Regions from separate parts of the Homo sapiens genome. Here region 2 is linked to region 1. A link is a loop called in an ENCODE intact Hi-C map of the cell type or tissue named here. Cell type or tissue: mammary epithelial cell. All regions are shown on one strand.

Evidence for each region. A loop is a pair of places that touch in the nucleus more often than their neighbours do. Peaks named below come from ENCODE experiments on the same cell type or tissue, not always from the same donor. Only the 100,000 strongest peaks of a DNase experiment are listed, where the experiment ranks them.
Region 2: it touches region 1 in a loop (15-fold over the local background); 6 of 110 quality-filtered maps call a loop at or near these places.

The regions. Positions count from the first base shown.
Region 1 is chr16:15,870,206-15,878,205 of GRCh38, forward strand. It overlaps CEP20 (centrosomal protein 20), which reads right to left. Exons shown (of 5, transcript NM_144600.4): 4 at 3,286-3,422. It also overlaps the pseudogene RNU6-213P. Among named protein-coding and RNA genes, the nearest start is that of CEP20, 14 kb to the right of the region's middle. In mammary epithelial cell, a CTCF peak has its summit at 4,839 (motif pointing right); a DNase peak (open chromatin) is centred at 4,816; H3K27ac peaks cover 267 bases.
Region 2 is chr16:16,190,359-16,198,358 of GRCh38, forward strand. It overlaps ABCC6 (ATP binding cassette subfamily C member 6), which reads right to left. Exons shown (of 31, transcript NM_001171.6): 10 at 7,663-7,824; 11 at 2,472-2,564; 12 at 1-9. Among named protein-coding and RNA genes, the nearest start is that of ABCC6, 29 kb to the right of the region's middle. In mammary epithelial cell, a CTCF peak has its summit at 4,694 (motif pointing left); no DNase peak of the experiment used is centred here; H3K27me3 peaks cover 127 bases.

The DNA.
Region 1 (8,000 bases):
AGGCTGATTATGAAACTTACAAACCAGAAAGTTATTTCTCAAGCGGTTATTTTTCTTTATGGGACTGATAGTATCAATGACTTGGGGTTGCTGTGTTAAGAAGTGTTAAGGTGTACAATATCCACTGGTGACAACTGAACTCAGAAACTCATATTGTCATATATTCTTGGTAAGTGTATAGACTGATAAAGCCTTTTTGGAGGGGAATTAGACAATATCTACTACATTTTTAAATATGCATATCCTTTGAACCAACAACTCTACTTTAGGCATCCACACAAGAGAAACGTGTAGACAAAGATACAATGTTACATCACAATACTGTAATGTGTGGACAAAGATACAATGTTACATCACAATACCGTAAAAGCAAAATATTTAAAACTAAATAAGAGTGATTATAAGGTGGGAGAGTAGCCTGGGCAACAGGACAAGACCCTGACTGCAAAAAATTAAAAAATAAGCGAGGTGCAGTGGTGCACCCCTATAGTCCCGGCTACTTGGGATGCTGATGTGGAAAGACTGATCCCAGGAGTTTGAGGCTACAGTGAGCTATGATTGTGCCACTGCACTCCAACCTGGATGACAGAGTAAGACCTCATCTCTAAAATTAAAAAAAGGATGATTGTAATAATACTCTGGAATATGAAACAAAGTTAAAAACGAGATCTACACGTATCAACAAGTAAAAAAAAGCAAATTGCAGGATAACGTGCACCATAACAATGTATATATATTTAAATACACAGAAATGAGTCCCGAAGGGGCTGGGCATGGCCAGATGCAGTGGCTCACACCTGTAATCCCAGCACTTTGGGAGGCCAAGGGGGGTGGATTGCCTGAGGTCATGAGTTGGAGACCAGCCTGGCCAACACAGTGAACCTCATCTCTACTAAAAATACAAAAATTAGGCGGGTGTGGTAGCACATGCCTGCAGCCCCAGCTACTTGGGAGGCAGGAGAATCACTTGAACCTGGGAGGCGGAGGTTGCAGTGAGGTGAGATTGTGCCATTGCACTCCAGCCTGGGTGACAGAGTGACAGTCCATCTAAAATTTAAATAATAATAATAAAATAAAATAAAATAAATAAAATAAAATAGAAATGAGTCCCAAAGAATACCCTGCAAACTGCTAACAGGGACACCTTCTATAAAAAGGGAGAAGAATTGAGGAGTTAGGGAGAGGCAAGAAGGAAGAAAGGAAAGTTAAAGGGAACTTTTTACTATTTAAAAAATTTAGAGATTTACTCATGTACTTGCACTATTAATGTTTTATTTTGCTCGTTAAGTACTTGCCAATTAGTAGGCAGTAATGTCAGTTCCTTACCAATCCCTAAAAAGAGAATTTGGAAAACTTCTCCATAATCTATATGTGGAAAGGTATACGGGAACAGCAATCAAATGTGCTGATTCTGCTACTAATTATCTGCTACAGGTCTTAGTTGAGTTACTTAACCTCTTAGTATTGGAACCTTCTTAAAGTTTTCTCAACTATGAAATAAGTAGATGGGAATGACTTATTTTCCAACGTTCCATCCAGTTCAGCATTCTAATATATATAGAAAGATATCTCCTAGTGCAGTCAGAAACCACCTCCAAAATAGGTTATCCTGATTCACTGTTTACTTTCAGACCTCAAGAGACACCAAGCATCTAACACGGTCACTACTGGTCATAGCAGTTTAGGAAACTACAAAGGCAATCCACATTTTAGGCGTTTCCTAAAAGTTTCCTAAAAGTTCGTGTCAACATTCAAGATTTACATTTGTTCTGATAATTGGCAGCCTAAACCCCACCTTTAACTGTCCTTAAAAATTGACCAGCTCTTGGTTGGGCGCGGTGGCTCAAGCCTGTAATCCCAGCACTTTGGGAGGCCAAGGTGGGCGGATCATGAGGTCAGGAGATCAAGACCATCCTGGCTAACACAGGGAAACCCTGTCTCCACTAAAGATACAAAAAATTAGCCGAGTGTGGTGATGGGCGCCTGTAGTCCCAGCTACTTGGGAGGCTGAGGCAGGGGAATGGCATGAACCCAGGAGGCAGAGCTTACAGTGAGACGAGATCACACCACTACACTCTAGCCTGGGCGACAGAGCGAGACTCTGTCTCAAAAAAAAAAAAAAATTGATCAGCTCTCTACCACAACTGAAAACACTGAGCTATAACCCACTCAATTCAAATGGTGAAAATGGGATCCCATTGCTGGGATAATCAAAATAAGTCAGGGCCAGGTACAGGCTCGTGCCTGTAACCCCCACACTCTGAGAGGCTGAGGTGGGAAATCACTTAAGACCGAGTTCAAGACCAGCCTAGTGAACACGGTTGAGACTTCCATGTCCACAAAAATTAAAAAATTAGCTGGGTGTGGTGCCTGAAGTCCTAGCTACTTGGGAAGCTGAGGCAAGAAGGTGAGAGGATTGCTTGAGCCCGGCAGTTCAAGGTTACGGTGAGCTATAATAGCACCACTGCACTCTAGTCAGGCGACAGAGTGACTAGAAAAAATACATAAAAATTTATGTATTTTTATGTCTCAAAAAAATACATAAAAATTTATGTATTTTTATGTCTCAAAAAAATACATAAAAATTTAAAAGCTACCAAAAGCTCATTTAAAAAACAGGCAATCTGAAAGAAATGTGGGCGATTCTCCTAACAATCTGTAACTTGTAGGTAACTTCCACTGTAACATAAACAGTATCCTAAAAATGCAAATGACTTCTCTATCTGTATTTAGCAATCTTACCTTTTATTTTGCAGTCATGGAGAGGAAAAAAAATAATCACTTGATAAAAAGCTATTTATTCAGTATACCAAGGATCTAAGCTGCTCCAAATACTTACAATTTACATGAAAATTGGAGTTTTCAGTATTTTTTTGTTTTTTTTTAAATTTAATTAATATAATTTTTTAATTAAAAAAATAGAGATGGGGTTTCACCATGTCACTTAGGCTAGTCTCAAACTCCTGGCCTCAAGCGATCCACCTGCCTCGGCCTCCCAAACTGCTGGGATTACAGGCATGAGCCATTGTGCCTAGCCCAGAGTTTTAAATACTTCTATAAAGAAATTACATCTAAGAATTCTGCCCAGTTATGCCTCCCACCCTTCCCTGTCCAAGATTCTTTACAAAAAGCATTCTGTTTCTTGGAGTAACATAGGCTAGACATATTAGATATAAGCAGAATTAAACTATGACTCAAAAGCTCAGTAAAGACTCCAAAAGAAAAATATATAGGAAGAAAACATATTTGCTGACAGCTAAATGATGAATCTTGGAAAACTCATACCCATTGGCTTTCTTCTACTAGGTTGTCTGCCAAGACTTGGGTCTGAAGGCTGAAGTGAAGGCCCTTTCAGAAATGCATTCTGGATGCCATCCTTAGTTCCACGCAAGAAATGGGCTAAAATCCCATATAAAAGAGGTCTATAGCAGGAAGAAAACAAAACAAAACCAAAAGCTAATAAATCTGCATAAACGGGAAAAGCTTAAAACATTTATTCTTTAAAAGGTAACCTCTGACATCAAAAAGACCAAGTGATTCACTAGACTTTAAAAAGCGGCATGATTATCCAAAATGCAAATTGTTCATACTTTTAAATTTAAGAGTACCACTTAATTTCATGACAATTTTAAAACCCAGAGAAAACATGTTAACAACTTAAACCTCATCTACACTGAAATATCATTTCTATCAATCCACAGGAATCTCTTTTAAACTCCAAAGTCCAGTAGAGTATTTCCCAATACCTAACCCCATCTAATACACAACAGGTATTCAATAAACACCTCTTGATTAATAAGTCCTTGCCCTGAAAAAGTCTTAGGTCCTGAGAGCCAGGTGACCTGAGTTCAAATTCTGGCTTTGCCATTTGCTAGCTGTGGGACTCTGTGTAAGATTCTTAACCTCTCCAGCCTCATAAATGTTTCTTCCTTTATAAATTAGGATAAGCACCGTCCCTCCCTTATAGGGCTGTTATGCACTAAATGAGTTAATAAATGTCAAGTGTTTTTTACTGTGCCTGGCACATATGAAATGGTATATAAATGTTAGCTCCTGTGTAGCTAACATTTATTTAGATTAATATTTACATTACCTATTATTTTAAAATCTTCTTTATAGTTTACAGAACGTATACCTCTTCTCATCTAATCCTCATCGTGTAATGTCAAGATCATCAACTGCAATTTATAAAGGAGAAAACCACAGCCAGGAGATTTGCTAGAGATTCCCCCAGATAGTAAACAAAGTTTACACTTGAACCCCAAATCCCATATTGTTTTCCTTACAGTGTGCTGCCTGGGAATTTATATTAGTACTCTTGCATCAAGGAAAGCTGCTCTGCTGACAATCAAGAGTGGTACAATGGAAATGTTTTCCTTTGTTTCCAATCTCAAATTTGAAAACACAATTAAAAGGATTTAATCTTTATTTTTAATTTTTGTGGGTACATAGTAGGTGTATATATTTGTGGGGAGGATTTATTTTTTGAGATATGTATCTATTTACTAGCTGGTATAATGGTTTACAGTACGACGCTCCCTTCCAAAGATGGAATCTCATTGCCCTCTGAGTGTGAGCTGAACTCACTTCTAACTGGCACAAAGCTGACTTCAGAGGCCACGTGGTAATGGCCCTGCAGCTTCCTCCTTGCTTTCTCTCTTGGATTGCTGCCTTTGGGAGAAGTCAGATGCCTCAGGACACTTCAGCAGCCCTGGAAAGTTACATGCAGTAAGGAATTGAGGCCGCCTGTCAATATCATTATGAGTTTGGAAGCAGATAGTTCAGCCACATTCAAGGCTTCCGACTACAACCCTGGCTGGCATCTTGACTCCAACCTCAAGGGGGAGCCTGAGCTAGACTTACGTGACTAAGCCAATCCCAAATCCCCGAATATTCCACAAATAATCTATGTTGTTGTTCTAAGCTACCAAATTCTGGAATAATATCACACTAATTTTTCCATGCCACAGGGAAACCAGGAAAGTAAGTTTCTTTATTTAATAAGATGCCGCAACTCTTATGAAAGCGTCACCTAGTAATATAAAACAGGTCTCTTTGTTTACTTTAATCTTCCCCAAAGTGTTAACTGGTTCAAGATGATTTTTAAATGTTAAAAGTTTTATTTTTTAAATAAATATTCAAAAAAATGTACTTGTGATTAAAATTTTGGGTTGGACATGGGGGCTCAGGCCTGTAATCCCAGGACTTTGGGGGGCCAGCCTGGCCTCAAACAGGAGTTTGAGACAGCCTGAACAACATAGCGAGTCCCCTAGCTCTACAGCAATTTTATTTTAAATTAGCCACAGAAGGTAATATGCACCTGTGGTCCCAGCTACTTGGGAGGCTGAGGTGAGAGGATCGCTTGAGTGCAGAAGGGAGAGGCAACTTGCAAATTCATGGATTAAGGTTTATCTTTTAAAATAAGTTTCAAAAAGATAAAGAAAAGTGCGGCCTCACAATAACTTGCCTGTAATTCTGAAATGCAAAATTCTGAAAACTGGATTCTCTTCATATATCTGGCAAAAAATCATCAGATGGCAAGGGTTGACCTAACAAGGCTATTAACAAGGCTATTACAGACTTTATCTTACTTTGTGTGAAAACATTAATGTGCTGGGTGTGGTGGCTCAAGCCTGTAATCCCAGCACTTTGGGAGGCCAAGGCAGGAGGATCACCTGAGGTCGGGAGTTCAAGACCAGCCTGACCAACATGGAGAAACCCCGTATCTACTAAAAATACAAAATTAGCCGGGTGTGGTGGCATGCTCCTGTAATCCCAGCTACTCAGGAGGCTGAGGCAGAAGAGTCACTTGAACCCAAGAGGCAGAGGTTGCAGTGAGCTGAGATCATGTCATTGCACTCAAAAAAAAAAAAAAAGAGAAAGAAAATATTAATGTGATTGTGGAATACTACTTTAGGACTCCCTGGCACATACATGTAGTATTTGGTAGATGTACCATATTACTTTTTTTTTTTTTTTAAAGAATTGAAGTCTTGGGCCGATGGCTCACACCTGTAATCCTAGCACTTTGGGAGGCCGAGGCAGGAGGATCATGAGGTCAGGAGATCGAGACCATCCTGGCTAACACGGTGAAACCGTCTCTACTAAAAATACAAAAAATTAGCCAGGCGTGGTGGCATGCGTCTATAGTCCCAGCTACTTGGGAGGCTGAGGCAGGAGAATCGCTTGAACCTGGGAGGCGGCAGTTGCCGTGAGCCGAGATCACGCCACTGCACTCCAGCCTGGACGACAGAGTGAGACTCTGTCTCGAAAAAAAAAAAAAGAACTCTCGCTGTGTGGCCCACACTGGAGTGCAGCAGCAAGATCATGGCTCACTGCAGCCTCAATCTCCTGGATTTAAGTAATCTTCTTGCCTCACCCTCCTAAGTAGCTAGGACTACAGGCATGTCATTTTAAAACCCGACAGCATTTGGATTTTCAAACATGTATCTGGCCTCAGTGGTTTCAGATGCAGCACTGCAGATCTGTAAGTAAATAATATGAGTAATATGTGACTATGGCAAACTCTGTGAATGCCAATCACTGAAGTGTGAGAAACAAGGGCTTAAAGAAGTTACCTAACTTTTAAAAAATAAAGCCGTTTTAGCAACTTTTTTTTTTGCTTCCTCATCCTCTCTCAAACTTACTTTTTTTTTTTTTTTTGGAAACGGAGTCTCGCTTCTGTCGCCCAGGCTGAGTGCAGTGGCACGATCTCGGCTCACTGCAAGCTCCACCTCCCCGTTTGACGCCCATTTTCCTGCCTCGGCCTCCCAAGTAGCTGGGACTACAGGCATCCGCCACCTTGCCCGGCTAATTTTTTGTATGTTTAGCAGAGACGGGGTTTCACCGTGTTAGCCAGGATGGTCTCCATTTCCTAACCTCGTGATCTGCCCGCCTCGGCCTCCCAAAGTGCTGAGATTACAGGCGTGAGCCAATGCGCCCGGCCTTCTTTTTTAAAAAAATATCAAACATTTCACGAATTTGCGTGTCATCCCTTTGCCGGGGCCATGCTAATCTCTGTACCGCTCCAATTTTAGTTTATGTGCTGTTAAAGTGAGCACAAACTTCTTAATACTTTCATCTGAAGTAGGTATCTCAAAAGCTACCAAGAAGCCAGTAATAGTCATTGCTTATTTCCATCAACTGCTAAATGTAAAATGATGTCTTGTATTAAATGATGTAATAACTCACTGCTCATCCTAAGTCACGCTTAGATTCCCCCAATTATTTTTCCCACTGTTCTCAATTATACAATTTTTATACTTTTCAAAACACTTGTTACCAGGTGCAGTGGCTCATGCCTGTAATCCCAACACTTTGGAAGGCCAAGGTAGGTGGATAACTTGAGCTGAGGAATTGGAGACCAGCCTGGCTAACATGGTAAAACACCATTTCTAAAAAAAATACAAAAATTGGCCAGGCATGATGGTGCATGCCAGCGTATGCCTGTAATTCCAGCTACATGGGAGGCTGAGGTGGGAGAATCGCTTGAGCCCAGGAGTTCGAGGCTGCAGTGAGCCATGATCAAGCCGCTGCACTCTAGAGACCTGGGCAACAGAGTGAAACCCTGCCTTGAAAAAACAAACAAAAAAACCTCACAGCACTTTGGGAGGTGGAGGTGGGCAGATCACTTGAGGCCAGGAGTTCGAGACCGGCCTGGCCAACATGGTGAAACCCCATCTCTACAAAAAAATATGAAAAAAAATTAGCTGGGCATGGTGGTGCACACCTGTAATCCCAGCTACTCAGGAGGCTGAGGCAGAATCAGTTGAACCCAGGAGGAGATTGCGGTGAGCTGAGATGGGGCCACTGCACTCCAGCATGGGCGACAGAGCGAGACCCTATCTCACAAAAAGGAAAAAAGAAAAAAAAAAGAAACAAGGGAAGATGAGAGGAAGAGAAAGAGGAAAATGCCATAAAGGAGTTACTATCTGAACAGGGCCAACAGAAAGGAAAGATGCTCCAATAGAAGTTAAGATGCTCCAATAGAAGAGGGAGAA
Region 2 (8,000 bases), 320 kb after region 1:
TTGCTCCTCCTGGGATCGGAGGGAAAAAGAGAGATGAAGACAGGGACAGTTGAGAACTCTTCCCTGCACCCTGACAGCCACCCTTCAGCAAATCCCATTCATCTCACCAAACTGCGTCCCAAACCTGTCTGCCTCTCAGCACCTCTGACCCTCACTCCTGGTCCAACCACCATCATCCTGTACCTGGACTTCTGCAGGAGTGCCCCTGGGATAATGTGCCCCATGGAGGAAGCCTCTGATGCCCGGAGAACAGAGGCAGCCTGAGCCCACCTGGGTATGACACCATCAGGAAGGCTACCTGGAGGTGGTTGATGCCTGAGCTACGTCTTTTTTTTTTTTTACCTTTTACATTTTTTGTGGAGTTGGGGTCTCACTATGTTGCCCAGGTTGGCCTCGAGCTCCTGGGCTCAAGTGATCCTCTGCCCTCAGCCTCCTAAAATGCTGGGATTACAGCCTGAGCTAAATCTTAAATGACCAGGAAGTGCGTGCTGAGCAGGCAGAGGATGGGGGGATGGAGCTGGAGAAGAGGGAGGGGAGGGGCTTGAGATGGGGGTGGGGGGTGGGGGCTGGGGGGTAGGGGGGTGGCGGGGGCACCTAAAACCCAGGCACAGGGAATAGCATGACTCAGAGGACACTCAGTGTGACCAGAGGAGCGTGTGGGCAGGGTCACTTGGCACTTTAAAGTCAGGCAGAAGAATTCAGGGTCTCCTGTGCTTCACCATGGGGCGGGGGGCATCATCAGAGGGGCAGCTGCCTGGAGAAGGTTTTACTTTTTGAGACCGAGTCTTCCTCTGTCGCCCAGGCTGGAGTGCAGTGGTGTGGTCTCGGCTCACTGTAACCTCCGCCTCCTGGGTTCAAGCGATTCTCCTGCCTGAGCTTCCCGAGTAGCTGGGATTACAGGCGCCCGCCACCACGCCCGGCTAAATTTTGTATTTTTTGTGGAGGCAGGGTTATGCCATGTTGGCCAGGCTGGTTTTGAACTCCTGACCTCAGGTGATCTGCCTGCCTCGGCCTCCCAAAGTGCTGGGATTACAGGTGTGGCCTCCCAAAGTGCTGGGATTACAGGTGTCAGCCACTGTGCCCAGCCTAGAATGTTTTAGAGGAGTCCACGCAGGAGGCTGAAGAAACAGCCCAGGTGACAGACGGACACTGGGACAGCTGGGCCAAGAGAGGAAATAAGTTCCTTCCCTCCATCCCCCATCTCTCCCTCTCTCTTTCCCGCCTTTTCTTTCCTTCCTTCCCTATCTCCTTTCTTCCTCTTTCCTTTGCTTTCTTCCCTCTTTCCTTTTATTTCCTTCCCTCCCTCCCCCCTTTCTTCCTTCTCTCCCTCATTCCTTCTCTTCCGCCCTCAATTCTTTCCTTCCCTCCTTCCCTCTGTCCTTCCTCCCCTTTCCTATCTTTCCTTCCCTCCCTCCTTTTCTCTCCTTCCCCTCCCTCCTTCCTCTCCTCCTTTCCTTCTTCCCTCCCTCCTTTCTTCCATAGTTCACAAACACTTACTGAGAACCTTCTGCCTGCCAAGCACTAACTAGATGCCGAGTTGGCCACAATCAGTGGCCTGTGCTGTTGCAAAGCTTCCAGTTAAGGAAAACAAGGCAATCAACCCTGCCGGGTGCTTCCTGTAGGACCCTGTAGGTTGTGGGAAGTGCTGTGGGGGGAAAAAAGCAAAAACAATCCCAGGGCAGGCAAAGGAGAGGCTGCTGCTGGGAGGGGAGGGATGGACGTGCCATTTCCTTGCTGGAGGGTGGTGAGGGAAGCCGCCCTGACTGCAGGGAGGTGACAGAGGATCTTCGGGAGTGAGGGTGATCCAGGTGGAGGGAACAGCTAAAGCGAAGGCCTGCAGGGATGTGTGAGATCGGGCAGGTTTGAGGATGGGAGATGTGTGGGGAAAGGCAGGGAAGGAGGGGAGATGGGTAGAAGGTGAGGTTGGAAGCAATAAGGCCAGCTCAGGGCGGGCCTGGTGGGCCACTGTGGGGTCTTTGGCTCAGTCTGAGGAAAATGGGGCCGCTGTGGGTCTGAGTAGAGGAGGGGTACAACGTATTTGGTTTGCATAGGTCTCCTCTGGCTGGGAGTGGAGAGAGGCTGAGGGCAGAGGCGGGGAGTGAGCCAGGGGCTTGCTGCTGTGACCTGGGTTAGAGATCATGGGGTTCGGAGAGCCTATGCTGGGAAGTGTGACATTTTGGATGCATTTTGAAGGTGATGCCAAGCAAATCTGCTGACAGATGGGATGTGAGAGAAAAAGGCATTGAACTGACCCAGGGCCTGTGGCCTGAACATTGGAGGGACGGAGCCACTGTCCATTGAGAGGATAGGGGGAGGGGGTGCAGGTCTGAGTGATGGGCAGCTCACAGACGACAAGAACAAAGCCAGACCCGTGGGCTCGCACTCAGCTCTCCCCTCCGCATCTCCCACACCAGGACCTGTGGCTTCCTCCCTACTTCCTGCCTGGTCCGTCCCTTTCCCAAAAGCCAAACCTGATGGTGGTTCCTTTTCTTGGAGATGAAGAAATTCAGAGGGAGGAGGCTCAGGAAGACAGCGATGGCAGTGAGGGCGGAGGGCCCCAGGAGCTGGGGATAGAAGGGGCAGGATGTCAGGAGATCCCGAGGAGCCCAGCTCTCAGAGGCACGTGAACCAGAGCAACTCCATCTTGAATAGGGACTGGGTAAAATGAGGCTGAGACCTACTGGGCTGCATTCCCAGACGGTTAGGGTATTGTAAGTCACAGGATGAGATAGGAGGTCGGCACAAGATACAGGTCACAAAGACCTTCCTGATAAAACAGGTTGCAGTAAAGAAGGCGGCCAAATCCCACCAAAACCAAGATGGCTACGAGAGTGACCTCCCGTCATCCTCACTGCTACACTCCACCAGCGCCATGACAGTTTACAAATGCCATGGCAACATCAGGAAGTTACCCTATATGGTCTAAGAAGGAAAGGCATGAATAATCCACCCCTTGTTTAGCATATCATCAAGAAATAACCATAAAAATGGGCAACCAGCAGCCCTCTGGGTTGCTCTCTCTATGGAGTAGCCATTCTTTTAGATCTTTACTTTACTAAAAAACTTGCTTTTGGCCGGGCACGGTGGATCATGCCTGTAATACCAGCACTTTGGGAGGCCGGAGGCGGGCAGATCACCTGAGGTCAGGAGTTTGAGACCAGCCTGGCCAACATAGTGAAACACAGTCTCTACTAAAAATATAAAAACTAGCCAGGTGTGGTGGTGGGCACCTGTGATCCCAGCTACTCGAGAGGCTGAGGCAGGAGAATAGCTTGAACCCAGGAGGCGGAGCTTACAGTGAGCCACGATCGCACCACTGCACTCCAGCCTGGGTGGCAGAGTGAGACTCCGTCTCAAAAAACAAACAAACAAACACTTGCTTTCACTTTATGGACTCGCCCTGAATTCTTTCTTGCACGAGATCCAAGAACCCTCTTTTGGGATCTGGATCAGGACCCCTTTTCTGTAACACAGCTGCAGACCCCGAAGGTGGTCAGACTTGGGTCCTAAGATGGGGATGTCAGGGAATCTGATAAGGGCAGCCACCAGGTCCCAGGGATCTGTGCTCATGGGGTCTGCTGTGTCAGGAGATGCCTGCTGAAGGTGGGGTCCTTCAATGTCAGGGAGGGAAACAGCCCTCTTACACGATAGGGAGAGAGTTATATTCAAGACAGATTGTGCACACACACGAGTGGGACTGGGGGGTGTTCCCAGCCACAACAGTAAAGTTGAGACCTATGGAATCAGGGGACCTGGTTCAAATCCTGACCCTGAGAGTTTTGAGTGTGGCCTTGGGGCAAGTCATCTCCCTTAGGTGCAATTCTCTTGTCTGCAAAATGGGAATAGAGTTGTTCTCATTTGGCATTTTCTCTTATTGCGTTTAATTATTTTCCTAATCTTCATTTCATCCCTCGCAAGGGTTGTCAGATTTAGTAAATCATCATACAGAATGCCCAGTTACATTTGAAGATAAAGAGTGAATAAGGTTTTAGTCTAAGTCTCGTGAAATATTTGGGACATACACTGAGAAATTCTTCCGTTTGTCTGAAACTCACACTTCACTGAATGTCCTGTGTTTTCTCTGGCAACCCTGCTCCCCCACCAACGTGGTGATTTTGGGATGGTTATCTTCCCCCTCTCGGCTTTGGTTTCTATATCTGGAAAATGTGGAAGTGGGGGGTAGAATAAATGATTTTTAAGTTGCTGTGACTTTCTGAGATTTCTGCACAGGTTATTTGGACCCATTCTCTTGACAAGCCCCACCCCAACTCCAGTCTGTGTGCCTCAGTTTCCCGTCTCAGTCCTTAGGAACACTATGTTTATTTATTTATTTATTTGTTTGTTTATTTTGAGATGGATTCTTGTTCTGTGACCCAGGCTGGAGTGCAGTCTCATGATCTTGGCTCACTGCAACCTCTGCTTCCCAAGCGATTCTCCTGTCTCAGCCTCCTGAGTAGCTGGGATTACAGGCATGTGTCACTCGGCTAATTTTTGTATTTTTAGTAGAGATGGGGTTTCACCACGTTGCCCAGGCTGGTCTCGAACTCCTGGCCTCAAGTGATCCACCCACCTCAGCCTCCCAAAGTGCTGATATTACAGGTTTGAGCCACCCCACCTGGCCTGGGAACACTATTTTCTAACATTGGGCCAGTTTGTTTCATTTATGCGGCAATGGCGCTACCTAGTGGCTCAATGGAGAAGGGCGCAGAGGGTAAACACCAGCCCACAGCAGGGCTTGGAAAAACACTCAAGGAATGTGAGCAGAAGATGAACATCTCTGTCTGGGGGAAAAATGGTATCATTAAACTGTAGCAACCTCAGTGTCCACTCCTCCTTCACCAAGACCTCACGGTGATGTTAGGAACTGTCTACCAAGAGGCAGGAAAAGTACACAAGCAAAGTAACATGGTGCATTATCTATGGATATCTTGTTGGTCTCATCTAATTTTTTTTTTTTTTTTTTTTTTTTTTTTAGAAGGAGTCTCACTCTGTCGTCCAGGCTGCAGTGCAGTGATGTGATCTCAGCTCACTGCAACCTCCACCTCCCGGGTTCAAGTGATTCTCCTGCCTCAGCCTCTCTAGTAGCTGGGATTACAGGCACATGCCACCATGCCCGGCTAATTTTTATATTTTCAGTAGAGACAGGGTTTTGCCATGTTGGCCAGGCTGGTCTTGAACTCCTGACCTCAAGTGTTCTGCCGGCCTTCACCTCCCAAAGTGCTGGGATTACAGGCGTGAGCCACCGTGCCCCGCCTGGTCTCATCTGATTTTTAGCAACGGTGGGGTCAACCTGATCAATTGCCCTGAATTTTCCCATGTTCTTCCTCTCTCCCTCTCTTTCTTCCTAATGATGACATTTATGTACTGCACATGAAGCCCTGTCTGAGTGCCTTATGTTGTAATTGCTAAGCACCTGCCTATTGTTTGCAAGGCCCTGGAATACAAGGTGAAGACACTGGAAAAAGTCCTGGCCCCTAGCCTTAGCAAAAACAATCATATGCATGAGCATTCGAGTTTTTTTTGGAATATTCAGCAATTACAATCAAAATGCCATTAACAGTTTTTACAAGGCCAGGCACAGTGGCTCATGCCCGTAATCCCAGCACTTTGGGAGGCTGAGGTGGGCAGATCACCTGAGGTCAGGAGTTCAGGACCAGCCCAGCCAACATGGTGAAACCCAGTTTCTACTAAAAATACAAAAATTAGCCAGATGTTGTGGTGCACGCCTGTAATCCCAGCTACTCAGGAGGCTGAGGCTGGATAATTGCTTGAACCTGGGAGGTGGAGGTTGCAGTGAGCCGAAGTTGTGCCATTGCACCAAAGCCTGGGCAACACAGTGAGACTCTGTCTCAAAAAAAAAAAAAAAATCAAAAGGATACTATTTCACGACATATGAAAATGATATGCACTTCAAATGTCAGCATCCATAAATAGAGTTTTATTGGAGGAATACCATGCCTGTTTGCTTAGTATGGTCTACAGCCACTTCTGCACTCCAAGGGCAGAGATGAATATTTGCAGGAGAGATGGTGTGGCCTCCAGTGTAAAAAGCATCTACTGTCTTATCCTTTATGGAAAAGTAACTAATGATAATATTACAAATACCTACAGGGTGCAGTTGTGTGCCCGGCACCCTTTTAAGTGCTTTCTACATATGGGCTCGTTTAATGCCTCAGCCCCTCTGGGGCAGGAGTGCTACTGTTAATTATGATCCTCACGTTGGAGACAAGAACAGGAGGCACAGAGAGAGTAGGGTCCTTGCACACAGATTCACAACTGATAAGTGGTCAGAAGGAGGATTTGAGCCTAGGCAGTTCCCGATACAGAGTCTAATTTTATTTTTACTTTTATTTATTTGTTGGAGACAGAGTCTCACTCTGTCACCCAGGCTGGAGTGCAGTGGCATTATCTCAGCTCACTGCAACTTCCACCTCCAAGGCTCAAGCGATTCTCCTGCCTCAGCCTCCTGAGTGGATGGGGTTATAGGCACCCACCACTATGCCCGGCTAATTTTTGTATCTTTCAGTAGAGACGGGGTTGGCCAGGCTGGTCTGGAACTCCTGGCCTCAAGTGATCCACCTACCTCACCCCCCAAATTGCTGAGATTATAGGCATGAGCCACTGTGCCTGGCCCAGAGTCTGATTTTAATTTAAAAAAAGAAAATCCTATACCACAACGTTAAAGGAATGAAGTTGGAAAGTAAATGTTTTGTTTGTTTTGTTTGGTTGTTTCCTGATGGCTACTTTGTGTTTTTTGAACACTAAGTAGCAATTTTTCCCCCTAAAATGTTCTCCTCTTGTGTTTTGTGGACAGTGGCTATGGTGGTGCCTCAGGGTTACTGGTAACTTCAAAACATGGTTAACTTGCCTACTGGGTACCCTAATAGCACATGGGGAAGTATCAACGTCATCATCATCATCTTTCTACAGAGGAAACTGAGGCCCAGAGAGGGTGAACTTCCTGCCCAAGGTCAAGTGAAGGTCATCCTTATTGAGGACTTTTCCCATCGTATCAGACAATAGTAGGCAAATTGAGACAGGATTGGAGGAGGAGGAGAAGGAGGAGATGGGGGTGGAAGGGGAGGAGAAAAAGGAGGAGAGGAAGAAGAAAGGGAAGAGAAGGAGAGGGAAGAGCAGAGGGAAGAGAGGGAGGACGGTAGAGGAGAAGAAGGGAGAAGGGAAGAAGTGGGAGGGAAGATGACAGGGAGCAGAAAGGAAGAAGAAGGTGGAGCAGGAGAGAGGAAGAGGAGGAGGAGGGGGAAGGAGGAAAAGGAAGGGGTGCAGGAAGAGGAGGGGGTGCGTGGGCAGAAGGTGGGAGAGATGCAGGAGGAGGGAGGGTGCAGGGAGGGGTGCAAGAGGAGGGGGGCAGGAGGAGGAGGCTGGGGCAGAGGGAGAGGGGAGGAAGCCTTATGAGCTTCTACACCAGGAATGGAATCCAGGGTGATGAAGGCAGAACAAGGGTAAAACCTTTCATGTGCCTCTCTGACACCAACCTGGTTCTCCCACAGCCTCAGACTTGCCCTAACCCTGGGGTCACAGCGGACCTCTTCCAGCCTCTTGAATGCTAAGTCAGGAGGAGGAAGGGTGGGAGGGGGAAGGAGGAGGGGGAGAAGGAGGGGGTGGGGGACTCCGTTCAAATCCCGTCTTCCTCCTCTGGCATACCTGCCAGAGATAGACGAAGCAGACCACGATCCAGACGAGAGGCAGCCACAGCCCGTTGAGGTAGAGGACGCTCTCGGTCAGCCGCTGCACGTCCACGGACACCAGATTGACCACATCACCCACCGCACTGGCCTTTCTGGAGCCGCTGGACAGAGCCAGGACCTGGCGGGTGGGCAGAAGGAGAGAAGTAAAGTGGGGAGGCCGGGGCAGAGGGATGCCCCAGGTGGCTTCTCCACCCACTGAGCCCCACCTCACACGTCTGCGAGGTGGGTGAGTAAAGTCTCTTAGGCCAACCTCTCAGGGCTCTTTGAGGATCCACAGAGATGACAAAAATGAAA